2 separate regions of the Homo sapiens genome follow, and region 2 is linked to region 1. A link is a loop called in an ENCODE intact Hi-C map of the cell type or tissue named here. Cell type or tissue: IMR-90. All regions are shown on one strand.

Region 1 (5,000 bases):
ATAATAAATATGTATATAATATATAATAAATATATATTTATACAATTTATAAGAAATATATATTTATATAAGAAATATATATAATTTTATAAAATATATAATATATAATATATTATATATTATATATTTTGTATATATTATATATAATATATATTTATATAAATATATATATTTAAAGAGGTTTCAGTCCAGGCTCTGTGGCTCATGCCTATAATCCCAGCACTTTGGGAGGCCAAGGTGGGCAGATTGCTTGAGCCTAGGAGTTCCAGATCAGCCTGGGCAACACGGCAAAACGCCGCCTCTACAAAAAATACAAAAAATAAAATAAAAAATTATGCACACGTGGTGGTGCATGCCTGTAGTCCCAGCTACTCAGGAGGCTGAGGTGGGAGGATTGCTGGAGACTGGGAGGCGGAGGTTGCAATGAGACAAGATCGTACCACTTCACTCCAGCCTGGGCAACAGAGTGAGGCCCTATTTCTAAAAATTAATTAATTAATTAAAATAAAAAATATAAAGGCTTCAATCATGGCATTTAGCTAGTACTTAACTATTTATAATTCCTTCTCCCTTACTTTGTAAATTTCTTGAACCAGTAGTCACATTTTACCTCCAGAGCGTATGCATGCCATATATAAGGTGCATGGAAAATACTGTTGACCAAGCAGATAATAATAATAATAATATTATAGCAATAATGATAAGTAACATTTGTTGAATACATTCTGAGTACCAAGTACTATGTTAAGCACTGAATTAGAATTTACTGATAAAGAATACCCCCAAAACTTGGAGAATTTAAGTACATTGACCAAAATTAGACAACTACTAAGAGGAAAGCTGGGTTTTTAACATATATGCTAGCTCATCACCTTTTTGCTAGGCTAAATGAACATGAGCCCCATTTAATTATTTCAATTAAAGTTATAACAAAGCATCCAAATCAGATATTCAGACAAGAGAGACACAATTAAATTATTTCCCCTCATAATTAGGACATAGCCCTTGTTTTCACTATTCTTAAAACAAGTCTAACTTCAATCAATTCCTGGTCAAAAAGCCACGGTGTCAGATCTGATCTTTTTATATATTAATAGGTATGGCTCTACTCATTAAATAAAAGCATAAAAGGCCAAAACAAATTCATTTGTAAGAAAGAGAACTGACTTTTACTGCTCTAAAAGATCATAAGTTTAACTAATAAATAGTAATACTCCATGCATTTATGCAAATCTTTCAGTTCAATGTTTTTACCGGAAGATTCTTTTTCAATGAGGATTTTTGTAAAAGTAAACTCCTTCAGCTTAAAAGATTTAGGAAATCCGACAGTCATTAGATGTATTAGATGCTTTATCAGTTTTTTATTAAAGCTATTAAACACAATGTATCATCAGCATTTTTCGATCACATTTCTTAAAAAGCTTAATGAACACATATTTCTGGCAATTATTAAAGTGTGGCCACAATCTTTATTCTATTAAAGGAAAAAAAGAACTACAGCATGAAGCTGCTGCCTGCTGGTGGTTGATGAGGAAGTAGGGCTTCTCTGGCAATGGCTGGGTCTCTTGTCTTCCCTATACACTGACACAACACATGTTTTACTTCAGTATCTCCTGAGGACTTACATATTTCTCTCATGTAGATCCCTTTTGCCTTCTTTATATGGTTCTTGCTCCCATCTATTAGATCTCTCTATATTTCTTTTTAAAAAACTATATATACTACTTGCTTTTATCACACACACACAGATTTAAAAGGCAGATCTAAGTAAGTAGCCAGCATCCTTATTGTCACCATGAAATAGTTGCTTAGTTTCTTTCATTCGATAAGCTCAAAGCATTAAGTGATTAGCCCAGATAACAAAAAAATAATTGTCCCAATTAAATATCATTATTGTTTTTCCCCCTTATTAATTCTTAGAAACTGCTTGTGCTTTAGAACAACAAACATATAAGATTAAATTTCTTCTCATTGTGTTTTGACAGACTAGCATTATTTGGATAGTTTACTTTTTAATTTTCTACGTGCCAATTGACTAAATTCTATTTAGAATGCACTTACTGTTTTTAATGAAGCCATGAATCTTCAGGGTAAAAAAATACAAAAAGGAATGAAGACTTAGACCAATTTACTTATTTATTTATTTTCTGGACTAAAACCACTTCTGTGCTGTTCTATGCTTGTCACTGCATCATGTGTCTCCCCCTACAGGTAAAGAGCAGGCAGCTGTACTAGTTTCACCGCTCCTGTAGAAGAATTTGTATTTTCCAAAGTCAAAATCCAGAAGTCTTTTGCTTTAGGGTGCTGGTCTCTATGCCTCTGGGGTATAAGCAGTAGATATAATCAAAATAGCTATAACTACAGAGATATGTCCAGTGAGAGGTTGGGATGAGAAATTTTCAAGCTCATATACAAATAATACAATGCCACATCTATTACTCAGGAGTTAGTATTAATACTTCATTTACTTTCTCTAAAGCATATACTTCCACGGTGGGTATAAAGGCCACCCGAATCTAATGGTTTATTTTACTTTATAAAGGTGTAAGAAGGACCATGGACTCGAAAAAGGAACCACATGTTTATTCCTGGCATTGTCACTAAGCAGCACCCTCTCTCACTAGGTCTCAGTTTTTTCATCTTTAAAATAAAGATATTTAAATACGTTTTCTTTAGAGTTGTGTCCTTGCATGAAAATCCTCTAATTGAGGATGATTAAATAAACATATTGGAAATATGGAAATTCAGAAGCATTGAAAATGGTATTGTGAAGATGTAACATTTAATGAGATGGCTGCAGAATGCTTGCCTTGAGCTAAGGTTGTTCGAAAATGAAATGCTTACAAGGAAGGACTGTGCTCCAAGCTACATGGCTGTACTTCAAAAATGGGATCACTGTCCCAGTGCAGGTATGGCTTGGGCATCTCTGACTCTTTGCCACCCTCTCATGTTCCAATGCACTCTTTACTTCTGGTGTGCACCACACATTAAGGACGTATGTAGGTGAGCCTTACTCTAAATGATAAAAGGATTACTAAAAATGTCATGCCATGACTGTGTGAAAACAAAATCATAAATGAAATGTACCAAAGAAGCTGACATACCAATATTCTCTGTTACCTCTATTCTACCAGTTTTTAAATTAGCTTTAGGAACAAAAAAATGTCAGGCATTGGGACAGGGTTATAGGAAGAAACACTTGGTGAGTTCCTCATCACATTCGGAACTCTATCCATTTTTCTTTCTTTTTTTTTTTTTTTTTTTTTTTTTTTTGAGACGGTGTCTCACTCTGTCACCCAGGCCGAAGAGCAGTGGCCTGATCTCGGCTCACTGCAACCTCCGCCCTCAGAGTTCAAGCGATTTCCTGTCTCAGCCTCCCGAGTAGCTGGGATTACAGGCACCTGCCACCACGCCTGGCTAATTTTTGTATTTTAATAGAGACGGGGTTTCACCATCTTGGCCAGGCTGGTCTTGAACTCCTGACCTGGTGATCCACCCGCCTTGGCCTCCCAAAGTGCTGGGATTACAGGCATGAGCCACCATGCCCGGCCTCCATTTTTTTTTTTTTTTTTTTTTTTTTACTTTAGGAGACAGGGTCTCATTACATTGCCCAGGCTGGTCTTGAATTCCTGAGCTCAAGCAGTCCTCCCACCTTGGTCTCCTGAGTAGCCGGGATTATAGGGGTGTGCCACCATGCCCAACTTGAACTCTATCCTTTTATATAACTTATCTCCTTGAATTCTTGCAACAGTCCTAAGTGTTAGGTACTCAAATCTCCAAAATGAGGAAATGAAGCAAAAAGGAGAGACTGGGTTCACATTCAGGCTCCAAATGCCACACATCATCTTTGTCATATCACACTAAAGAGCAAAAGAGCTATTTAAGTCTCTTTTATAAATGCAAACTTCAAAGCCTTACTTTTAAGGAATTGTTAGATCATTTTAGACCTGTATGTTTACCTACTATATATTGAAATAAAAACTGGCCAGTGACCTACCTTTAAAACCTAGCTTTAAAACCCTAATGCTATAAAATCAAACTCTCGGCCAGGTGTGGTGGCTCATGCCTGTAATCCCAGCATTTTGGGAGGCCAAGGTGGGTGGATCACCTGAGGTCAGGAGTTCAAGACCATCCTGGCTAACACAGTGAAACCCTGTCTCTACTAAAAACACAAAAAGTTAGCCGGGCGTGGTGGTGGGCATCTGTAATCCCAGCTACTTGGGAGGCTGAGGCAGGAGAATTGCTTGAACCCAGGAGGCGGAGGTTGCAGTGAGCCTCAGATCGCGCCACTGCACTCCAGCCTGGGCGATAAGAGCAAAACTCTATCTCAAGAAAAAAAAAAAAAAATCAAATTCTCCTGGCTTTAATACATGTCAAATGCAATAACCTTGAAAAGAGGAAGAGGGTATTGTAAATTCTATGTGACAACTCCTTAGAAAGCATGGTATGTGATATGTAGACTGCTGAAGTTCTTAACTCTTCTTTTTTAAAAATTAGAGTTGGTTTACAGAAAAGTGATAGAGAATTAATATTTCTCCTTCAAACAACTATGACTCAAAAGTGAGTTCTTAGACTTAGAAATTCATCCTGAACAACAGTGTATCATCTCTATCACAAAGCTACCAGCGTCTGTGAATTGTGATGAGAATAAAGGAGACAGTGCTGGGAGCAGGAGGAGACCCCATTTTGATGGGCACAAAGCAAGCGCATCCATTTTGGCCAATTTAAGGACCCACAAGTTTTCCTCTCATGATCTTGCAAGCTTGCCTTTCTCTCACTGTTCCCTTTCCTTCGTTTGTGTCTTTGTCCTATTCTTTCCATTACCCCCTTGTTACGGAATGAGTGCTTGTGTGCCCCTAAAATTCATTTCAATATCCTAACCCAATATGTGTTGGTATTTGGAGGCCGGGCCTGTGGGAGGTGATTAGGTCGTGAGGGTGGAGCACTCAACACTCACAAATGAGACTAGTGCCTTTACAAAGGGCACTGATGCAACCTAG
Region 2 (5,000 bases), 76 kb before region 1:
TAACCATGATCAATGTGTCATGGAGCCCAGTATACAAGGAGAGGTTCTATTTCATCAAGAAATATGACTGCACTTTTAGTGGGCAATTGGTTGTTATGAAGGTCCAGCATTTATTTCTTCTTCCTTTTGAAAAATAACACCCTGATTTCCTTTGGGGAACATCCCCATGGTCAGATGGGACCACTGTGATTGACTGATTGGTTCAGGAGAGGGGCTATACCCTTAATTATGTGGGAGCTACTAGAAAGAGATGCTCTCTTTTTTTGTTGGACATAAAAAACCTGGAAAGGTATGGCACTAGATTGCAGACATTGGTCTGTCTCATGTGGATAGAGCAGAGAATGAAGCCAAAAATGGAGAGTTCTTCTGATATCAGGCATCAGGGAGAAAACAAAACAAAAAACAAACAAAAGAATAAAAATGGAGAGTTCAGATACAGGACCCATAGACAGAGAAACTAAATCCTCATGAAGTGTTCTAATTGAAACAGTATCTATGGTCTACCTAAACCTCATGGGAACCACATTAAATGGCGGATAAAGCCATTAATATACTATACATAGAAGAGATACATCCACAAGGACATCTTACCAAGTGTGGACACAAGTGTGTAACAACCACTTATTGGTGTATAATATTATAATCCACAACATCAGATTTTACTCTTTAAATTCACTAGGGAGTATTCTCAAAGGAATGGAAGAAACAAAGCTGGCTATCAGTGAGGGGCATTATGTGGGTAAATATAAGTAGAAACTTCAAAATAAATTTCTTAAAAGCAATTTTCACTTTCTGAAAGTTTATATGGAATTGGCAAATGACAAGGATTGTGATCATTGATACATGCAAGTCAACAAGCAAAACTAACCAAAGAGACAAACAGACACATGAATAATGAGGCAGTTCTGATGACCAAAAAACACAACTTTACAAGACTGTTTGGGTAATTTATTTTGACTGGTAATACATCATGTCAGTTTATTTTATTTAAGCCACAGCAACGTTTGTCTTCCTGACGATAGTTATTGCATTCCAGAGAAGTACAATACGAAGTTTCAGACTAGTGCTGGGCTTAGTCACACAGAGAACTGCAGTAGGTTTTCTAAGCCCCTGCTCACTGTATTTCACAAAAATCTCATCCCTTCTACCCTCCACTCTCTAAACACACATCCAAGCAAATCACACCAAGGCATAATCATTGAAGAACACCATAACTTGCCAATTAAAATTTGGCAAACAGAAACATTGAAGCAAAACTGAAAAAAGAATCATGTAATTAACTTAGAAGAAAGCTTTTTTCTTAAATATTATTTTTCTTCCCATTCAGCATGCACAAGAAGCAAACTTTGAGCACTAACGTGTTCCTTTTTAGCCTTTGCCTGTTTGTTTCAAAGACAAGAGGAGAAGAGTCTGCTTAAAAGCCAAATACACTGATAAATGTTTACTGATAAAATCTTCCAGATGGGACTACTTTCAAGGAAGGTCAATTACAAGCCTTGTGTCTCTCCTTTTAATGATATCCTTTAATGATCCCCTTCCTCTCCTAGAAAATTAAGTCACAAAAACATCTTAGGCTGAGAGTGACCCAGTAATCCTCATAATCACATTGCAATGACAGACAAGAAGATCAAAGTACAGGTGCAGTGAGAAATAGGGTTTTACATCCTATTATAAAATGTGAACTTGCCATTAACCAAAGATCAAATGTACCTTTAACTCCCAAATTCCCAACTTCCAATATTTTTTAAATTCTGTGGTTTTCTGGATTAATAAACTTTCTCTAATATAATATTCCCCCTCCCAATTTTTGTACTAAACATTGGTGGTTTTTTCTTCACATATGGTGATTATGTTTTCATATATCCAATAACTAAATAATTTTAGAAATTTGGTAAATTGTGTTGAAACTCTAATAGCACTAAGAAGTTCCCAAGCTAGTTGGTAAGCTATTGTCTCCAATACTGCAAAGAGAAAACCTAGCAATGGAAATTACATAAAGATAATCTGATGCTAATATGTTAGTTAGAAAGTGAATTAGGCATCTAGTAATGGCTTCAATAAGAAAGAGGTTTATTTTTATCTCATATTAAGAAAATGTAGCCTGGGCATGTTGGCTCATGCCTTTAATCCCAGCACTTTGGGAAGCCAAGGCAAGAGGATCACTTGAGTACATGAGTTTGAGACCAGCCTGGGTAACATAGTGAGACCTCATCTCTACAAAAAATTAAAAAAAAAAAAATTGCTGGGTATGGTGGCATGCACCTGTGGTTCCAGCTACTCGTGAGGCTGAAGTGGGAGAATTGCTTGAGTGCAGGAGGCTAAGGCTGCAGTAAGCCCTGATCACACCACTACACTCCAGCCTGGGTGACAGAGAAAGACTCAAAAAAAAAAAAAAAAAAAAGAGGAAAGGAAAAAGAAAAGTAAAGAAAATAATCTAGAAACAGGTCAAGGTTGGAATGGTGACACCATGTTTATCAGGGACCTAGGTTCCTATTATCTTTCTGATCCACCATCCGTAACACATGGCTTCCATTCTCAATTCTGCCATTTAGGTTACAAGATGGCTACTGATGCTCCAGCCAGCACCAGCACCAAATCACTACTACACAAACGGGAGGAGGAGTAAAAGTGAGTGCTTCTAGGCAGGAGCTCCCTCTGCTAACATGTAGTTGGCTGCATCAATCTCTTAGAAAGCCTGAGAAATGCAATCTTTTGACTAGGCAGATGTCACCCAATATAATTAAGATTCAGTCAGTCATCTTTATTATATTGGTTACTAAATGAACAAATCTGTAAGGATATTCAGTCAGCACCAGCAGTCTTTGTCACACCATAGAATTTCTCAATCCTGGATGGAATTTGGTCTAATCCCTTACTTACAGAAAGGGAAATGGAGAGCAGAAAGATTAAGAAATTTCCCCCAAAGGACACAACTGGTTAGCCAAAGAACTAGGTGCAGAATTCAGATCCTTGATCTATCAGTAAAGATCCGGTTCTTTACTGGAGCAAACTTCAGTGAGGTCAGCCCAGGAAATTCAGCTAACCAACATGAACAAATAACACATCTTACTACCTGGGTCAGACCCTGTGACTCACACTTCAGGCTTTACAGTCATAACTGCTCATATGCTGTAACATCCACCCTCTTTGGTTATAAAGTGAGAATCACCATATTCACCACAAGTCATGTACATGTTTACATGGCCACTAAATAACCAACAAAATGAGAGATGCGCCGCAAAATGTGACAGTACGAGTTACTGTTTGTAAAAGAGCAGAATGTTCCACACTCATGGGTAAAAATTGGTACTTGAACTTCATGAGTGACTCTAGATCTTTTATGGTGGTGGCTTTTTAAATACAGACAAACACATGATTATGGTATCTCCTGAAACTGACATTCTCAAAATAACATCCACTATTATACAAAGGAAGTTTGAATGTTTTGAGGCTTTTTTGCTTTTAAGCCATTGCTCTTACCTCTTATCTCTTCTTCGATTATGGCCATCACTTACTTCCTCAGACTCCACCCAGCTGCATTCTCAACAAACCACAGTCCAGGATGAGAACTTCTATAATGCATATGCTTCCTTCAGCACTTTGAGATACATTATTAGGCCCTGCTCTCATGTTTTACTTCTTTTATGTTCCAAGCTTCTTGAGGGCAGGGCCAATACTTTCTTTATTTTCCATAACACCCCTCATATGAAAAAGATTCTAGCATTCTTTCACAATGTCATGCTTAGAACATTCCAATATTTTTCCAACCTATCTCCCAAACTGCTTCCCATGGTTCCACTGATTCTCTTCTTTCACCCCTACTCACAACACAGGGTACCCGAGTGATTGCTCCAAAATACAGAACACAGCAAGCCACATTTCTACATCTTTGGCGGTGCGCCACTGTCTATAAACTTTTTAATAAGGTCGCCCTAACTTGCTTTCTCACATAGTCTTATTCCTTGCCATTTCCTCTGTTTGCGCCCTACATACTGTAAGTTACTCCGAAACATTCATCTTTTTCTACATGCCTGTGACTTTGTACATGTAGTTCCCTTTGTCTGAAATGCCCTTTCTTCTTTCGTTTATGGAGATTCCAAATGGTCTCCAAGGTATATGTCAATTATTATCCATGAAAGGTTTTGCTATATATATCCAGTATTTTCTGGGGGATGGGGAAGCTTAAACAAAAAAAACTTGAACATTACTCTACACACAGTCCATTATGACATCTTAGTCTATTTGGAAAACTCCACTCGTGTAGAAATTGTGTTTATTTCAGTTGACTGTGAATACAGGTTCTGATGCACAGGAGCTACTCAATAGTTTGCTGAATGAATGAATGTCAGTTTTCCTAAACAGACTTGAATGATTTTCTTGAGAGTCTAACTGCTTGTCATACTACATCTTGTCTCATTTGATTCTAGATCCACAGAAGCTAGCACAGTACTTAGATGTAAAAATTGTTATATCTCTTTTGTTTTTCCAGTTAATCACTGGAGACCAGGGCTGCCCTTTCAATAGGAAATCTAATATCTCTCTTTTTGAAAACTACCCCTCTTTCAAATAACCCAAGAACCTCAGGGATTATTCAGTCTAAAGCAGAGTCGTGCTTCTAAACTTCAGGTGTAGAGAGGACGGCAATTGGTATGAAGGCTTCTGCCACTGCCATGTGGTATCACAGTGAACAATGGTCCTGTCCAGACCTGTGTCCTTGCTGGTTTGGGTCTCCATGCCCAGCCTTGGACTCCAAGAGTTTGGCTCTTTGATTTAACTCATTTAGTAAAGATCAGCCCTCACTCAACAATCTAAGATGCTCTTCTTGAGCAGGCAGCTTAGGTTTCCCCTTCCTCTACACAGATACATTAATCCCTCTAGGGCCCGCCGTATCAGCATTCTCTCCCGACAATACACCATGGGACTGCCCTTTTTCATCCATTCTCATGGGTTTCCTCAGTACTTCTAATTGTGGGACAAAGTGAGAAAGTCTCTTTTCTCCT

What was found. Peaks named below come from ENCODE experiments on the same cell type or tissue, not always from the same donor. Only the 100,000 strongest peaks of a DNase experiment are listed, where the experiment ranks them.
Region 2: it touches region 1 in a loop (3.0-fold over the local background); 6 of 110 quality-filtered maps call a loop at or near these places.

Annotation. Positions count from the first base shown.
Region 1 is chr5:59,172,227-59,177,226 of GRCh38, forward strand. The region is part of intron 5 of PDE4D (phosphodiesterase 4D); the gene reads right to left. Among named protein-coding and RNA genes, the nearest start is that of PDE4D-AS1, 130 kb to the left of the region's middle. In IMR-90, CTCF peaks have their summits at 1,518 and 2,204 (motif pointing left); a DNase peak (open chromatin) is centred at 2,185.
Region 2 is chr5:59,096,317-59,101,316 of GRCh38, forward strand. The region is part of intron 5 of PDE4D (phosphodiesterase 4D); the gene reads right to left. Among named protein-coding and RNA genes, the nearest start is that of PDE4D-AS1, 59 kb to the left of the region's middle. In IMR-90, no CTCF peak of the experiment used is centred here; DNase peaks (open chromatin) are centred at 1,035 and 3,095; H3K27ac peaks cover 631 bases.